2 separate regions of the Homo sapiens genome follow, and region 1 is linked to region 2. A link is a loop called in an ENCODE intact Hi-C map of the cell type or tissue named here. Cell type or tissue: IMR-90. All regions are shown on one strand. Each heading gives the region's core, and the rest is flanking DNA. Links, peaks and the distances in the headings are about the cores only. Region 1 overlaps ZNF148 (zinc finger protein 148). Region 2 has its middle 62 kb from the start of ZNF148.

What was found. Peaks named below come from ENCODE experiments on the same cell type or tissue, not always from the same donor. Only the 100,000 strongest peaks of a DNase experiment are listed, where the experiment ranks them.
Region 1: a loop joins it to region 2, with 2.6 times the contacts of the local background. A loop is called at or near these places in 4 of 110 quality-filtered maps.

Annotation. Positions count from the first base shown.
Region 1 is chr3:125,227,804-125,237,395 of GRCh38, reverse strand. ZNF148 (zinc finger protein 148) reads left to right here. Exons shown (of 9, transcript NM_021964.3): 8 at 3,067-3,185; 9 at 3,457-9,592. The coding sequence ends at 5,055. Among named protein-coding and RNA genes, the nearest start is that of SLC12A8, 20 kb to the right of the region's middle. RefSeq lists an enhancer at 4,232-5,431 and a silencer at 5,365-5,565. In IMR-90, for the core only: no CTCF peak of the experiment used is centred there; a DNase peak (open chromatin) is centred at 5,395; H3K27ac peaks cover 182 bases.
Region 2 is chr3:125,432,794-125,442,385 of GRCh38, reverse strand. No RefSeq gene overlaps it. Among named protein-coding and RNA genes, the nearest start is that of ZNF148, 62 kb to the right of the region's middle. In IMR-90, for the core only: a CTCF peak has its summit at 4,399 (motif pointing right); no DNase peak of the experiment used is centred there.

The DNA.
Region 1 (9,592 bases), core at 433-8,432, 200 kb after region 2:
TGCCCAAGCTGGTCTTGAACTCCTGAGCTCAAGCAGTTCACCCACCACAGCCTCCCAAAGTGCTGGGATTACAGGCATGAGCCACTGCACCCAGCTTTACCAGCTCTATTTCAAAATTTGCACGTATTCTTTCTTCCCCTGTCCAACAACATTGCCTGTAATCTCCTTCCCTTCCCATCTTGGTTCCTCTGGATTTTGTTCTTTTGATTGTGCACCATTTCGGCGGTATTCAGTATTGATAATCAGTTTCTCTTCACTGGCTCCTCTGCCTTCAGTCAATTCAGTCTCCCTGTCCTAAACAGTGCTTATTCTGGAATGGATTGCCTCTTAACTATTATTTCCCATCTCCATCTTCTCATTTCTTTCACTTCCAAACTTCCTTTATAAGTGACTTTCTCTCCCAGCTTCCATTGCTTCATTAGTTAATGCATTCATTACCCCTTGACCAAGTGCCTTAACTTTTCGGCCTTCAATATTTCCTTTCTGTAAAATGAGTGAATTGGTCTGGATTCATTGTAGTAAGCTGTCTTTCTAGTCTGAATCTTTGGAACCCTTACTTGGAGCCCCATTGTATACAAGTGAGCTATTCTGTACTAATTTTGAGTGGCAAGCTTTGAGCCTGTTGCCACATCAGCAGCCGTCCGTGTGGGCCTCTCGAGCTTGAAAGAGCACAGCTCAAAAGCCACGGGAAACGCTTCAGCTCTAAAATTTGGTAGCTCTGCAGTAATTACTGAAGTTACATTCCTGAAAGTTTTAAACAATTTACTTGTGGCCAAATTAAATTCTCTTCTTAGACACCATTTCTCCTGCACATTTTATAGTATCTAAACACTTAGAGTACTGTTATTTCCCTCCCCACCCCCAACATTTTTTTCCCCTTGGCTTTAATCTCTCTGCTACTCAGCTTAAATTTCAACACTTCTAAGAAACCATTCCAAATCATACTAGCTCATAGTAACATTTTCCCCTTAATAATCCACTGTAATGGTCACTATTTATGCCTTTCATTTGGCACTTAAAATTATCACAAGGGGCAAGGCGCAGTGGCTCATGCCTGTAACCCCAACACTCTGTGAGGGCAAGGCAGGAGGAGGATTGCTTGAGCCTGGAGTTCAAGACAGGCCTTGGGCAACATAGTGAGATCCCATCTGTACAAGAAAAAAATTTTTTTTTAATTGTGTAAGGTACTTTGAACTACATCAGTATAATTTAGGCCTGGATTCTGACCTAAAGAAATATAATCTAGTAGAAGAATAGAGATATGCAAAATAATTAAATATAATTATTTCTTTTTTTTTAATACTTTAAGTTTTAGGATACATGTGCACAATGTGCAGGTTTGTTACATATGTATACATGTGCCATGTTGGTGTGCTGCACCCATTAACTCGTCATTTACATTAGATATATCTCCTAATGCTATCCCTCCCCCCTCCCCCCACCCCACAACAGTCCCCGGTTTATGATGTTCCCCTTCCTCTGTCCAGGTGTTCTCATTGTTCAATTCCCACCTATGAGTGAGAACATGCAGTGTTTGGTTTTTTGTCCTTGTGATAGTTTGCTGAGAATGATGGTTTCCAGCTTCATCCATGTCCCTACAAAGGACATGAACTCATCCTTTTTTATGGCTGCATAGTATTCCATGGTGTATATGTGCCACATTTTCTTAATCCAGTCTATCGTTGTTGGACATTTGGGTTGGTTCCAAGTCTTTGCTATTGTGAATAGTGCAGCAGTAAACAACTCAGTAATTTGAAATTTAAAAAAAGTTTAACTCAATGATTATTGAGTTGAAAGTACTGAGTGCCATAGAAGAGGTACAGATAGAATTCTGTGGAAACTTAAAGATACCTTTCACCTGGGAGAAAAGGACAGAGTATCCCAAAGGAGATGGGTTGGGTCTCAAAGGGAATATAGTATTTGAACACCCAAAGGTGGACATTCCCAATCGAAGGAGCAGCGTGAATCAGGGCAAAAGTAGGAAAGCATGAGATGGTAGGTATTTCGGTTTGTCTGAAAGGGTTACCAAGAGAAAGAGTGAAATATAAAGATGTAAAAGTAAATCAGAATAGACATAGTGTTGTTAGTTGTCTTTTTAAAATGTGTGTATCTTGTTTTCCCAATTATGTTATAAACTTTGAAGACAAGTAGTATGTCTTATACTTTTAACCTCCTACAACAAGGGGTTTGGATATAGTAGTAGTATTTGGTAAAAATTTTGTTAAATGTATGAAAGGGAGAAACAGTAGTTTCCCCAACAAGCATTATTCAAGGTAACTTCTTGTCATACCCTTCTGTTTACTTAGACTGTGGTTTTATCAGTAAAAACTATTTTAGAGCTTCATAGTAGTGGTTCTTTACAGCTTAGAAATCATTGCGGGGGCCAGTGGCACAATGGATAACACACCTGACTATGAATCAGAAGATTCTAGGAGTCATTAGGGGATTTTCAAAAATGGGGGTTATGTGTTATGTGTCCAATTAACAATACTCAGTTTAATTCATTCCCTAAATGATATGGGAAGTGCTGGCTTGAGTTGAGGAAAAGAATAAATATAAACAAACTTAAGACTCTAAGTTCTTTTTGTATTTTATTAAATTAGATTTTAAAGGATATTTTCAGGATTCAGATTTTATTTAACCACAAATGTTTTAAAAAAGGAATTGAGTTAAAAAACTGTCTCCAGGAATTGTGTTGTATTGTGCATGGGTAACTTTTTGTTTTTTACTGTTATACAATATTTTATATGATTGAAAAAAAGATTAGAAACATCAGCTAGTCTGTTCATATTGCTATAAATTCCTGGCACTGCTGTTCTCCTTGGAAAGAGGGTATTACATACGCACATAACAAAAAGACAGGAAAATGGACTGTGCCTGTATTCATCCTTTTCTTTCCAATAGCATATGCTAATCCTTTTCATTTTTATAAAGCAAAATATATTTGACAAATGAAATTGGAAGTTACAACTTTCAAAAGCCATTTATTTTAGAGATTCTTATGGCAAAGCAATTCATTATTTTACAATATTTGTTTTGTTTTAAACTTTCTATATTATGTGCTAGGTGAAAAACCATTTCGCTGTGATGAATGTGGTATGAGATTCATACAAAAATATCATATGGAAAGGCATAAGAGAACTCATAGTGGAGAAAAACCTTACCAGTGTGAATACTGTTTACAGGTAAGAGAGATGGCTTGAAATTCTTCTACTGTAATTAAATTATACAATAATTATAAATTAGATTAGAAAATATTACAACTTAGAGCTATTTAAGGGGCCTTCTAACTCTTACAGATTAGATTTATAATAGAAAATTGGCTCAGTGAATTTGTTTGGAATTATGTATGTTATTGCATTAATATATCTTTATATTAATTGTTTTGTTTCACTTTTTCTTTTCTTGGTTGACCAAAACCACAAACAACCCACTACCATCCTCTGAATTCAACAGTATTTTTCCAGAACAGATCGTGTATTGAAACATAAACGTATGTGCCATGAAAATCATGACAAAAAACTAAATAGATGTGCCATCAAAGGTGGCCTTCTGACATCTGAGGAAGATTCTGGCTTTTCTACATCACCAAAAGACAACTCACTGCCAAAAAAGAAAAGGCAGAAAACGGAGAAAAAATCATCTGGAATGGACAAAGAGAGTGCTTTGGACAAATCTGACCTGAAAAAAGACAAAAATGATTACTTGCCTCTTTATTCTTCAAGTACTAAAGTAAAAGATGAGTATATGGTTGCAGAATATGCTGTTGAAATGCCACATTCGTCAGTTGGGGGCTCGCATTTAGAAGATGCGTCAGGAGAAATACACCCACCTAAGTTAGTTCTCAAAAAAATTAATAGTAAGAGAAGTCTGAAACAGCCACTGGAGCAAAATCAAACAATTTCACCTTTATCCACATATGAAGAGAGCAAAGTTTCAAAGTATGCTTTTGAACTTGTGGATAAACAGGCTTTACTGGACTCAGAAGGCAATGCTGACATTGATCAGGTTGATAATTTGCAGGAGGGGCCCAGTAAACCTGTGCATAGTAGTACTAATTATGATGATGCCATGCAGTTTTTGAAGAAGAAGCGGTATCTTCAAGCAGCAAGTAACAACAGCAGGGAATATGCGCTGAATGTGGGTACCATAGCTTCTCAGCCTTCTGTAACACAAGCAGCTGTGGCAAGTGTCATTGATGAAAGTACCACGGCATCCATATTAGAGTCACAGGCACTGAATGTGGAGATTAAGAGTAATCATGACAAAAATGTTATTCCAGATGAGGTACTGCAGACTCTGTTGGATCATTATTCCCACAAAGCTAATGGACAGCATGAGATATCCTTCAGTGTTGCAGATACTGAAGTGACTTCTAGCATATCAATAAATTCTTCAGAAGTACCAGAGGTCACCCCGTCAGAGAATGTTGGATCAAGCTCCCAAGCATCCTCATCAGATAAAGCCAACATGTTGCAGGAATACTCCAAGTTTCTGCAGCAGGCTTTGGACAGAACTAGCCAAAATGATGCCTATTTGAATAGCCCGAGCCTTAACTTTGTGACTGATAACCAGACCCTCCCAAATCAGCCAGCATTCTCTTCCATAGACAAGCAGGTCTATGCCACCATGCCCATCAATAGCTTTCGATCAGGAATGAATTCTCCACTAAGAACAACTCCAGATAAGTCCCACTTTGGACTAATAGTTGGTGATTCACAGCACTCATTTCCCTTTTCAGGTGATGAGACAAACCATGCTTCTGCCACATCAACACAGGACTTTCTGGATCAAGTGACTTCTCAGAAGAAAGCTGAGGCCCAGCCTGTCCACCAAGCTTACCAAATGAGCTCCTTTGAACAGCCCTTCCGTGCTCCCTATCATGGATCAAGAGCTGGAATAGCTACTCAATTTAGCACTGCCAATGGACAGGTGAACCTTCGGGGACCAGGGACAAGTGCTGAATTTTCAGAATTTCCCTTGGTGAATGTAAATGATAATAGAGCTGGGATGACATCTTCACCTGATGCCACAACTGGCCAGACTTTTGGCTAAAAAAAAAAAAAAAGTGTAAATAATACTGGCACTTTAGAACAGATTAATCAAGAGTGGGGTTACTCTGTGTAAATGGAGTGCTGTACAGATTTAAGAGCAATGCGTAATAACAAGTTAAGCTGATATGAATAGCAAGATAATCCAATAACTGCATTTCGTTTGGTTAGTCAGCATTCTTTGAACTGCCTTACATGTTGTCACCTTTATAGAAGCAATGCATTACTTGTTTTAGATCAGAAACTTGCTATTCCACCCACACCAAGTTAAAAAGGAAAAAAAAAAGACTTTCGCACAATTGTTTCCTAACTGATAACATTGTACATTCTTAGGAGATTAGTAATTGTGTGAAATTTACTCATACTGTTTCTAAGTTTTTCAGCATAGTCATTGCACTTCAGCAGGGAATCTGAGTATACTTTACAGACAGAGTGAACTTAAAAGTTTAATGTCAAGAGATTATGGCTTAAATAAATTAGTGTGTCCTATAGGGGGAAAAAAACCAAGAAACCACCTTTTAAAAAGAATGATATGCCATATACCCTTGATTTTCATTTTGCATTATATTGACGTGTTTTTTTGAAGGAAAAAAAGTAATAAAAATCTGATAGTCTAAGACTCCACTATTTAAAAGCCTAATTACTTTAAAAATATGCATACTTTCAGAACTTTTACCAAAACACACAACTGTTGAAGCAGTCACTTCTCTATGGAAGTATGCATATTGGTGTCAGTTTCTTTGTACAGTTGTACTTAGATATTTTTTATGATTTTTCATGTGCAGGTATCAAGGTTTTGAAGTTTTAGTAAAAGAAATTCTGTAGATTACATTCCCAAGAACATAATGCTTACACAAAATGTATATTCCACGTTTTAAAGCTTAATTGTATTTTACTTTACATATACACTTCAGTTAACATAGAGCACTTAGAATCTATTTGGTATTTTTGATTTCTCAAAGTAAAAAAAAAATTAGATTTTTAGGTTTGATATGGTTGTGTCATAATCATCTCGTAATTGACAATTTTAACTTTTGGCAATAAAAGGAAATTGGGATATCTTTGGAACTGTAAAACCTGGTTTAATCTTTTTCTTTCTAGACTCTTGATAGATTGGATAATTAAACAGTATCCAGAGAAACTAAAGAAATGGGCATTTTAATTGCATATTTTATCTTGAGTTACTTTTTAATGAACACTGCTCATTACAACTTTACAAACCAAAAGTGTTTACTAATTCCAGTAACTACCATTTCTTTTTCAGCTAGATGAGTGATCGGAAAATTTTTGTTGCATTTCAAAATCTAAATAAACTACAGACTTTATCCTTATACCATGAATGTTTTTTTTTAATACTCTGTCTTAAAATAATACAGCATGGTACAATAAATAGTGCTTTTATGTATATATACACACACACACTTTTCTGAAGAATGATGGTTTGAGTTATGCGTTGGGCAGTTTTGATTTTTGGAAGTTATATTAGTTATTGACTCTTTGTTACAACTTTTTCATTTTTACATTTTAAATTTTCTGCCATCGTTGTCACAATGCACATCCTGATATAGCACCAGTGAAAATCTAAAATTAATACCCTTGGAAAATGAAAATATTCTTAATTTCCATTTTGACTCTTATACTGGCCCTATAGCTCTGCAGTCTTTGTTTCAATATAGAATATGTTATCCATTTAAATTATTTTTTCTTTTATTTAATGTTATCCCAAGACTGTTCTCATAAAGAAAGGGAAGAAATAACTATCCACCCTTAACATCCTTCATTTATTTTGAATATATTGGTGTTTTTATGATAAGGAATATAAATTATATTTAATGTGGTTTCCTGTATACTTTGGTTATTAAGTTTTGCTTGAAATAGTAGTTTTCCCGTTTGACAGCTTTCTTTGCTGCCAAAGTTTTCAAGAATTTAAGACTTCTTTGAAGTAAATATTTAAGTTCTGCCATTATTGACTCTTAAGATTGTGTGTGTTGTGTTGTGCATTACATAATTACAAAAAGGCTTCATTCAGGTGATACGTTAAAAATGGAACTGTGCTCACCCTAAATAGGCATTGGTATTTTTCTCTTTTGGTGAGAGTAGGCATTTATTTCTTGAGTTGTTTTGGAGCCTGATCAAAAATTTTGTTCATGGAGAACTTGATGCAATTTTGATACAGTGGAGAGGTTTTTTTCGGTTGTTTTAACATCACCAGCATAGTTTTTAGAATGTGACTCTTGCTGAGCATTTAGGGTGAGCTTGGGAAGGAAGGCCTTTGAAAATGGTAGTTATGCAAGCAGACTTTCAGGTGTTGCATTCCTGTTTTCAACACATTTCTTTAAATCTACATAATGGCAGACTTTTCTACCAGGTTATAAGCAGTTTTTAGATAAGTGATACTCAGCCAGCATAACTTATTGACTTACCATTTACGTATAGTCATCACTCTCTTACTGTGAAATTCCAAATGCCTACCAGAGTTACCTTGTTCTATCATAATATGACAAACATCTCAACAGTTTTGGATTTCCCCACTTTGGTTCAGAAGGTTATTTAATTTCTATCTGGGCATTAATGGAGAAAATAAGTAGCCTTGTGTGCTGCTTCAGATTGAAACATGGAGGATATGAGATATTCTTCTGCAATTCATGTTTCTCATTTCTCAAAGTGAGCACATTGTTCTATAAAAACATGCTGGTACACCCTTAAACTTTTGATCAATCTGAGTGAGGTGTGCTTTTCCTCTTGGGACCTACTCACGTTTGAAGATTGGAAACATCACGTTAGGCGAGGCAGTATCTCTTGAACATCTTCTAAAGGGTTTTTTAAAACCTTATTCTCACATATTTCATTTGTCTTGAATATTTAAGTGGCTCTTAAACGTTTTGGGTCTACATGCAAATGTGGTACTTAACAAGGTAGGAATCCATCTTCTTAGCTCTGGCTGAGGGTGCCAGCCATCGGTCAGGTCATTTTTATCTCAAGAGGCAGAAGGCAGTTATGTCAAGAATTGTGCTCAGGGCAGGATTTCGTTTCCACAGAGGAGAGACACTTGCAGAGTGCCAGCTAGGTTAGATCTTTTGCCGCTTCTTTCATTTGATTAATTTGGGTTTTTAAAGGGCTGTTTAAAAAAAAAAAAAAAAGGCCGGGAAACTTTAAAAGTAGGCATTACTGTAGTACTGCATTTCTTAGAACATTTTAAACTAGAACTCATTTTTTTTTCACAGTATATTTACTTGAAGAAGCACTATAATAATCATTGAGAAGTATTTTGAGTCTGAAATTTAATTTAATTTTCCGTTTCAAATTGCTTTATTTCAGGGAAATAATTTTCCAGTTGTTTTGCTATATTCTGCAAATAAAAACCGTGTTTCCTTTTTTCACTTAAACTTTGGTAGGAAACAAACTAAAGCAGACAAACATTTCTTGTTATGTTTGTTGCTTTCTTTAATCCAATGGATAAAAAAGTAAAACCCTGTAAACATTATTTTATTTTTTTATGCAATACCATGCTGTAAATATGGTTCATCAAATAAGGATGTACCTATGATTGAATCTTTAATTCTGCACAGTTAGAGTTTATATATAAACGTGTCTTGACAATCAAGGACTTTTATGTGAGTCTTCCTTTATGATGTTTATTAATGTTATGCATTCCATTTGTTTTGAAGTGAGTACCAATGTGCTAATTTGTATTGTCTGAAAGTATGTAATGTTTTTACAGCTTGTTTTTAAGAATCTGTAAATATGTACAAACAAATCACAGTACTGCTTTATGTTAGAAGGCATATGATGTTGTACTGTATGTAAGCAATAATACATAGCAGTGCTAACTTTACAAGTAGCATCAGGAAAGTTCTAAAAACATTTCAGAGTTATTAATTATCCTTATTTCATTTAATAATGATTATCTTTAATCAGTTTTTATAAGCAAATTCCATTGTTCCTCCTATTGGAACGTAACACTGTTTACACAGCATAATTGAAGTTGCAGGGGAGACAGGCTAAATCTGACTTCATCTGTACTCACTTTCACTAAGCATTGAATGGCCTTACCACTCTTCTGCAAGATGGAGGAAGACCGCAAAACTTAGTGCCCATCACACTGAAGGAAGGGATGTGGTTTTTTTTCCTGCTTCTGTACTGCTACCTAACTTTGTGATTTGCTTTGGATTTTAATATTTGTTTCTGTTTTAGATTCAAGCCCGTAAGTTTTGAGGTGACTTCAGCTCCATTGTGAAATAGATAGTTCTCTTCATATTTCATAACTACATTTCAATAATTCTAAACTTTCTACATTGATTTTTAGATACTTATTTTTCAAGCTTGGTTTCTCAGCTGATCAGATGAATTTATTCAACTTCAATACAAAGAAAGACAAACCTATTATAGTTTCAAGTGAGTAGATATTATACTGTACAGGACAGCTATTTGAACACACACATCACTGCTTTAGAAATAAAACCGCCAATTTATAAATGTATATGACCTACATTTTATAGGAAAAAATGTTTTTAAATGCTAGTCATTTATATAATGTGCTT
Region 2 (9,592 bases), core at 500-8,499:
CATCCTTCCAGAAATTACCTATCATATACCGACACGTACACCTTCCCCAACAGCACACACAAATGGGGGAATACAGTACACACTTCACATATCTGGAAGATCGGCCCAGGTCAGTACAGATACCCCAGTCTCTTTTTGGCAGACCATAATTCATTTCATTTGCCTTGTAGTAATGGAAATGACAGTGATTTCCAGTTTGGGGCTATCACAGATGATGGCCAGGTATGGTGGCTCATGCCTATAATCCCAGCACTTTGGGAGGCTAAGGTAGGAGGATTGCTCGAGCCCAGGAGTTTGTGACCAGTCTGGGCAACATAGTAGGACACCATCTCTATAAAAAAAATTTAAAAATTAGCCAGGCTGGGTGGTATGCTCCTGTAGTCTCAGCTATTTGGGAGATTACTTACCCTAAAATAAGACATAAAACTTTATTTTAAAGCATTCCCATGAAATTTAACCTACAGATATGCTCTCATTCGAGCACTGAGATACTCACTGCATCATCATTTGGGTGTTTTGGGTTGGTTGGTTGGTTGGTTGTTTTTTGAGACAGGGTCTCCCTCTGTCACCAGGCTGGAGTGCAGTGGTGCAATTTTGGCTCACTGCAGCCTCTGCCTCCTGGCCTCAAACGATCCTCCCACCTCAGCCTCCCTAGGAGCTGGGACTACAGGCACGCACCACCAAACCCAGATAATTTTTTTATTTTTAGTAGATACAGGGTCTTGCCACATTACCCAGGCTGGTCTTGAATTCCTGGGCTCAAGCTATCCTCCTGCCTCAGCCTCCCAAAGTGCTGGGACTACAGGTGTGAGCCACTGCACGCAGCTCCCTTGCGAAGTCTAATTCCTAGTCATGGCTCAGCAGTGGCTCAAGGATGCCCACCTCTGTTTCTTTCCACCTTGCAACAGCCCCAGAAAAGCAACAAAAGGGACAATATCCTCCAATTACGAACTTCCTGAAGCTGGCTGAGGCAGAGGACCCCTTGAGTCCAGGAGTTTGAGACCAACCAGGGCAACATAGGGAGACCCTGTCCCCCACCTCAAAAAAACTAAGTCGACTTTTGAAATAGACCCAATTCTTTAAATAAGATCCCAGAATCTTCAGCTAGAAATAAGCTTAGAGATGATTTCCTGTTATTTTAAAAAGGAAGAAACTGAGGACCAGAGAGGGGAAGTGACTTGCTCTTGGCCACACAGCCAGTCCGTCCAGGTTTCTGCTTTCCAGACAAGACTCCTTCTTTATGGCTTCTCTCTCCATAGCTGCTGAGCTAATGGGCCTGTGTGGCTTGCCCAAATCTCTCTGGCTCTCACATCTCCCTGCCTGCTCAGTAGTCAGGAAGGAGAGACTGAAAGGAGGGTAAAGTGAGGCCCCACACCAGGTGAGAGGGTACCCTGAGAGTGGTTCTTGGGGAGGACACAGGAAGGCACTTAGCTAAAATGAAGGTTTGGGCTAAACACTGCATTTCACTTACTCAGAGACTTTGGACAGGTAGTGTTCCAAACCCCTCTAGAGTTCTTTCCTAGACCTGAGCTCACGTGTGTGACAGCTTGGCATGGTGAGCAGGAAGCCAGTGATAGCTGTGTTAACATTGCCTGAGCCCCAGAGAAACTATGTGTGAGCCTGGGCGGGGCAAGGGCTGGGAGTCCATGTTGCTTGAGCCAGCCTGCAGGGAGGCCCTCCAGGCTTTTTAGGAGTAGTAGAGGATGGGGAGGGGGCTTCCTTAGGAGGTGGTGGGGCCTCAGGGGTCCTGCATCCTGCCCACCTGCAGGGAGCTCCCCAATCCTGCCTGACATTGGAGCTCTGGGCAGCTCCTTTTCGGGCCCAGCTCATGTTCCTTTCTGGGGGACATGCCCTGGCTGGATGGTAACTGAAGACCCCCATCTCCTGTTAGAGATGGAAACTGACCGATAGCTTTTAGTGGGGCCCCTGCAGATGCATGTCAGGGCCCCTGCCTGGAAGCAAGAGGTGAATTCTGGGAAGGGATTTGCAGTTCCCTAAACTCACTTCTGTTTGCCTAGGGGCCCTCAGACCTGCTGTATGCCCTGCCTGAGATAGCTCAGCCTCCAGCCCCACCTCCTTTAGCTGGATAACTTATCTTCACAAACTCAGCCCAGTCATAACCTTCTCTGGGAGATCGTCCCTGAGCCTCTGACTCCCAAAACTCCCTGTACTTCCCCTTAGAATTTAGCCCCACATACTGAAATAGTTGATTTGCGTTTATGTGTGTGTGTGTGTGTGTGTGTGTGTGTGTGTGTGTAGTTAAGTTTTATAAATCTTCTATCTGTCTTTGTTGTTGTTTTAGAGACAGGGTCTTGCTCAGTCGCCCAGTCTGGAGTGCAGTGGTGTGATCTCGGCTCTCTGCAGCCTCGACCTCCCAGGCTCAAGTGATCTTCCCACCTCAGCTTCTGTAGCTAGGGCTACAGGCTCACACCACCATACCTGGTTCATTTTCTAATTTTTTGTAGAGTTGGAGGTCTCCCTATGTTGCTCAGGCTAGTATGGAACTCCTGGGCTCAAACAATCTGCCCGCCTCAGCCTCACAAAATGCTGGGATTACAGGTTTGAGCCACTGTGCCCAGACATCCCAGATGTGTTTGAAAAGAACATGTATTCTCCAGCTGTAGGGTGCAGTGTACTATGCAGGGCCCTCATATTAAGCTTCTAAATTCTATTGTTCAAATCTTTTCTTCTTTAAATTTTTTTTATTTTTTGAGACTGAGTCTCACTCTGTCACCCAGGCTGGAGTACAGTAGCACAATCTCAGCTCACTGCAACCTCCGCCTCCAGAGTTTAAGCGATTCTCTTGCCTCAGCCTCCTGAGTAGCTGGGATTATAGGTGCCTGCCACCACGACCGGCTACTTTTCATATTTTTAGTAGAGATGGGGTTTCTCCATGTTGGCCAGGCTGGTCTTGAACACCTGACCTCAGGTGATCCACCCGTCTCAGCCTCCCAAAGTGCTGGGATTATAGGCATGAGCCATCACGCCCGCCCTCTTTTTTTCTTACTGATTTTTTGTCGTTGTTGTTGTTGTTGGAGGTACTCAGGATTTTATTTTTATTTCTCACGTCTCTTCCATCTGGCTGTTTATTGGCATCCTTTAAATTTTCCTTTGTAATAAATCAGGAATAATAAGTAAGCATTCCCTGGGTTTGTGAGTCATTCTAACAAATTATTGTAATTGCCTGATAAGTGCACAGACAAAATCAATTCACTGAGACTGAGGTATTGCAGTAAACGGAGTTATTACTCAAATCAGTCTCCTGACTTTTTGTTGTTGTTGTTACTGTTGACTTGATCTATAAATTACTGGGAGAGGTGTATTAAAGTCTCCTAAAGTTGAACTTGTCCATTTCTCCTTGCAGGGTTGTCAGTTTTTGCATTATAAATTTTGAAGCTATCTTATCAGCTGCATATAGGCTTTTGTTATATCTTATCTAATTCTGCCTTTTATCAATGTGTCCTCTATTTGTAATGAGAGCCCGATTCTCACCACCCCCCTCAACTTATTTCATGTGCATTTCCCTTTGAAAAATTTAAAGGGCTGCATGGATAAACCACAATTTAACTTTTTGTCTATTATTGGACATTGTTTCTAATTTTTCATTTTTATAAACCACACTGAAGTGAGCATCTTTGTATGCAATTGTTTCTGATGATTTCCTCCTCTGGGTAGATTTCTTGTAGTGGAATTACAAGGTTAGGCTGTATGAACATTTTAAAGACTTTTCATATATGTTGTTCCTTCATGGCTGTTGATGAAATTAGAATTTTTGGTGCCTGTGTCACCCAATTGGCTCCTGTTGAGCTATCTGTTCCCAAAATCCCTCAGTGTTTTTGACTTGGTCTTTTTTTTTTTTTTTGTCCCTCACCCAATATGTGTGCACTTGGCAGACTTTATGTGTCATTTGGAACTTGCATTACTCCTCTTACAATTTAATCCGTTAGATTGGGCCCGTCCCTCCAAACCGTAAGTCTCTCCCAGCCTCTGACCAGCAGAGTGTCGGCCATGATGCAGGGGCCGTGTCTTCTGTAGCTTTGCTCCAGTCAGTTATGGAAATAGTGAGAACAGAACTCCATGGCAAACCACTGGAAACAAGCCCATGGGGATATCAAGTTCTTTTTCAATGAGGCTAATAGTTAATAGTTTATTAAACATTTACTATGCACTAGGCACTACATATATGTTAACTCATTTGATTGTTACGACAAACTCCAAAAGTAGATATTATGGTCTCTATTTTAAGATATGGGAATTGAAATTCAGGGAGAGAGGAAGTCTGTCCAACTGGTCACCCTGCTACTGGGTGAGCAGATCAGGATTCCAACCTCTCAGACTTGGGTTCTGGTCCGAAACCCAAATGGCCAGCCCTGTTCTACAGGAATCTACCACCAGGTGGCGGTAGAGCCAATGGGCCCAGGAACAACCTCTCTGAGATCTGAAATTAGCCACAAAACTGCCTTTTTTTCCTATAAAAAGTAGCGCTGACTTTTATTGACAGTAACTAAAACTAGATTATTCAATAAAATAAATATTAACCTAACAGGCACATTCCTCTGGGTAAAACGATAATAAAGTAAGCAGACCTTTGAACTTGGACCTTTCAAGCCTAGATTTCATCAATATAATTCCTCAGGGGAAAATCTCTTTTTCTAAGTCACCCACACTTGGGCAATTCTCCCTGATTTTCTGCCCATTCTTTGCTGCCTCTGCCCTCTGCACTAGCACACTCCTAGCAGTAATCAAAGCTATAGGAAGACCTTCAACTGGGAAAGCGTATCAGAATTTGAGGCAAGAAATTTAGAGAGTGGGATGTTGGTGGGCAGTGAATGGTCCCCAGGAGATTCGAATATACCCTTCTAGGGGGCATAGGTGGGCATTCCTGGTTCTGGAGAGAATCTCAGATTCACCATCTATCCAGGCACCCTTCAATCTTCCAGCCTGGGAGGAAGGACGTGCCTCTTTCTTTTCTTCAATCTCCCCATCACATTTTGAGATTTTTCTGCTCCACTTTAGAAAAAAAAAAGAAGGTTTTATTTTTTAAACTCTTCCCCTTTCCTTTTTTTTAGCGTTCCTGTCTGTACAAACACTGGTGCTTTGCTTGTCCATTTTCCACTCTTGCTGGGCAGCATCTTTTTCAAACCATTTGAACATACATTCAAATTGTTTCACCATGTTGTGGGTATTGTATTTCAATGGAATTGGAATATGAAAAGGCCTTTTTTTTTCTTTGTCTGAGACAGCATCTCGCTCTATCACCGAGGCTAGGGTGTGGTGGCAGGATCATAGCTCACTGCAGCCTCCACCTCCTGGGCTCAAGCCATCCTTCCGCCTCAGCTTCCTGAGTAGCTGGGACTACAGGCACGTGCCACCACACCTGGCTAGTTTTGTTCATTTTTTGTAGAGATGGGGTTTCACTGTATTGCCCAGGCTGGTCTCGAATTCAAGCAGTCCTCTTCCCCCGGCCTCCCAAAGCTCTGGGATAACAGATGTGGGCCACCGTGCCCAGCAATTGAAAAGGACTTTTAAAACATCCTACCATGTTTTGGTTCTGCCTGGATGGACCAGTGTTTCCCCCTAGCCCTCCCCCAGCAGTGTCCCAGGCATGAGTTGACTGCCTCCCAGTGCCCTGTCCTCACACTGAAGGGAGGGTCCCTCTGCTCCATGCACAAAGGTGAGCTCCTGACTGGCACCAGAGTTAGGGACCTCCAGGTGGGGCTGGTCCTAGAACAGTAGCCAAGACTGAGGCTCTAGGCTGCAAATCAGGGGATTCTGAAGTCACATTCAGGCCTGGTTGGACTCCTGGCTCCACCTCTTACAAGTTCCATGACTTGTCAGTTACTTACCTTTACTGAGCCTCAGATTCTTCAGGGCAAAGTGTGGATAGCACCTGCTTTGCAGAACTATTATATTAGATACAATTGGCCAGGTGTGGTGGCTTATACTTGTAATCCCAGCACTTCGGGAGGCTGAGCCAGGCGGATAACTTGAGGTCAGGAGTTCGAGACCAGCCTGGCCAACACAGTGAAACCCCATCTCTACTAAAAATACAAAAAATTAGCTGGGCGTGGTGGCGCATGCCTGTAGTCCCAGCTACTCTGGAGGCTGAGGCAGGAGAATCACTTGAATCCGGGAGGTGGAGGTTGCAGTGTGCCAAAATTGCGTCACTGCACTCTAGCCTGGGTGACAGAGCAAGACCCTACCTCAAAAAAAAAAAAAAAAAGAAAAAAGAAATGTTATATTAGATACAATAATGACAATAAATGCATGTCAAGTGTGCCTGGTAGGTATGTGCTAGGTAAATAACGTTGGCTATTGTTCAATGGAGTAAGGGATCTGGGACATCTCACAGAATCATGGAATGTTATTGCTGGTGGTCCCATAAGATCATAGGCTAGTTCTCTTAAATAACCAAATAGCTTGCTTTACCCACTTGAATGAAAACAACAAATTATTTTTTAAGGTCTAAAGAAGTGACTCCATGTTCCCAACACACTAATTATTTAAAATGTCCTTTTTACAAGGAGTGGTCTCTGTTAAAAAAAAAAAAAAAAAGTCCTCACTGGAACTCCTCCCATAGTCAATCTAGGGAACCCTGGGTGCTTCCTAGTCATGGTTACTTCACCTCCCTGAGAAGAAACAAAGAGGCCTAAAAGGCCACTCTTTGTCGTGGCTGCGGCCAACAAGCAGTTGGCCAATAGTGCACCATGTCCACTTGGGAACTGTCTTGAGGGCGGGGACCTTGTCTCCGCAGGAAGCTTCCAGGCTACTGAGACCTGCCTCTCATGCCACAGTGGTTTCTCGGGGCTCAAAATGGGGACAAGGACTCCTCTGCACGGTTGTAGTTAGCCTAGACCTAGCCTGGGCTCCATGGCCACAGAGTTTTGGAGACTGAGCTCTTTGAACTCATGCACACACAATGGGTCACAAGCCAGGCCCCAACCAGCTTGAGCCAGTTCTCCCCATGATTCAGGAGAAGGAGCTCCAAGAACTCTTGGCATCACCTTGAAGTGAGAGGCTGTCCCTCACTGCAGTTGCCAGCAAAAACCAAAATGGCCACTCAGTGATGCCACAAGTCTCCCTTCTAACTAAACAGGACCAGCTCACCCCAGGCCAGAGCTGGTTCCTGTCCTTCCAGCACCTCCAAGTCCAATTCCCAAAGCCCCAGAGCGGGTCCTTCCTCTCCTGTCCCAAGGGCCGTCTCATTTCCTGTCCTGATTCCTCTTCCCAGCAGGGCCTCCCATTTCCCTGAGGAGAAACCACCCTGCTGTTACCCTCATAGGTATTTAGATGAGAAAACTGAAGCCTGAGAGAGGAAAGGTAACTTTGCCAAATGCACGCAGCTGGTTAGCAGGTGAAACCACATGTCCTGACACCAACTTTAAGCACTTTCCCCAACCATAGTGGGCCCAGATTCAAATAGGGACATTGGGAGGAAGAGGTATGGGTCAGGGGTTAGAGGTCAGGGGTCAGACAGGTGGGTAAAATCAGGGTGTTGAGGAGAGTGGTGCTGGCAGCTGAGTGAGTCTGCAATTGGTAACGGGTGGAAATGAGTAAGGGCCGATGCCCCCGGGATGCTGGGTTTTCATTTTAGAAGGAACTTCCCTTATGAGCTGTGCAATTAGGTTTTCAATGAATCAGAAATACTTTTTTGAGGATTAGAAGGAAATACCCAGTGCTGGCCCACAGGCTGTAGGGCTGTTTAAAAACGAAAACCAAAACCATAAAGCCCGGGCTATGAATTTCAGTCATTTGCACGTGAGCTGCCATTAATTTGTAGATTCTCTTTTAGAGCACTAACTAGGTGCACATAAAATTAAATTAACTAATTAACACAAATGTCTGCAACTGCTCTCAGGGTGATCACTCACGGAGGGAGCACACCTAGTAACTTTCAGACCAAGTTCTCCTTTTCCCAGACAGCTGCATAAATGTGGGGCTACAAAAAGCCCAAAGACGAACATGAACTCAACAACGCCATCCCAGAAGCCCCCATGCAGATGATGGGGCCAACAGAGCAATATGCTATCAGTGCTGACCTTGCTAAGGCCTGACCCCTCACTCCTGGAAAATCTTAGACCCTTTCTTAGGATACTCTTTCCTGATTGGAACGGGGAGCAGCGTAGAATACCTGCATCAAGATGCTTGGATACAGGTGAGCAATGAGGGAATTTACTACAACTTGGAAGTGGAGTGCCTCGGGGTTGCAGGGTCAGGCAATCCAGCTGCCCAGAGCATTTCATCATAGACTCTGAGAGAAGAAATCTAGAGAAGAGAGCTGTTGCTTGAGGTGCCAGCTCCTTCTACCTTCAGGCGGTGAATCTCCAAGTGTGGTACTCCAAGTGTGGTACTGGGCCAGCAGAATCTGCTCCACCTGGGATCTTGTTAGAAAGGTAAATGCTCAGCCCCAACCAGACCTGCTGACTCAGAAATGGGGTGGGGCCCAGCGCTCTGCGTTTTAACAAGCACTCTGGGTGATTTGGATGCAGGCTCCAGTTTGAGAATCTCTGCCCTAAGGCATCCTGGGGCTGTAGTATTAACAATAATAGTTTTGTGGCTAAGGGTGTGGACTTTCCGCAGACAGATCTGTAATCCCAATGCTGGCTTTGCTTTGGGCGGGTCTTGGGTGAGACCAAGGGTGCAGACTGGAAGGAGGCCCATGCTCTCTGGGTCACACAGACAGATGGGCACCCGACAGCGAGGGCCTCACCTGTCTCATCCCAGTCCCAGCCCTGTCTTCCTACTGGAGAGGTGTGTGACCTTGGACCCCACAGAACTAAGGTCTGGTTCTGTTGTTCTGCAGGCGGGGCCTGGGAATGTGCATTTTAAGAGCTCCCCAGTTATTCTGATCCGCCAACCTTGGAAATTGCTGAGTTATCCTCTCTGAATCTCCGTTTTCTAACTTGTAAAAAGGGGTAACGTAAAAAGGGGTATCTGTAAAGCACTAATTAGGGAAAAGGAATGAGGCTGGCGGGATCAGGGGAAAGCAAAAAGAAAAAGCAGATAAGCTATGAGTCTGCCTTTCTTCATGGACCAGGACACACAGCCCTCCTGTGCAGATAACTCACAATCTTGCTGCACCCAACTATCACCAGACACCTGCAAGTTAGCTCACTGCAACGTTGGTGTTATCAGCACTGCACAAGCCCTCTTCAGCACACAGCACAAGCACCATCCTATAAAGTCTGCAGCAAGCCTTTATCTCCTTGCAGTCAGTTCCTCTCTTGCTAACTTGCCCATTGCTTTCTTGCAGCGTATTTTCATACTTTCTCTAATAAATCTGCCTTTCTTTACCTACAACTGACTTGTTAAATTCTTCTTACTGCCCGCACCGCCAGCCCAGATAGTCACTGATCTGCGACAGTAACAACCCCCCGGGAGTTGTTTTGGGGTTAAATAAAATAGTGAATGTACGGCATTTAGCATTATTCCACAGTGATTGCAAGGGAGCAATAACCAGTGGGCTGGGGGAGTCTCCCAAATACTGGTGGGATCTCGTCCCCAGCTAGTGTCTGGGCTGTTGATACCATCACGAGAAGAAATTCAAGGATGAGTCAGAAAATAGTGAAAATACAGAGATATATTGCAAAGT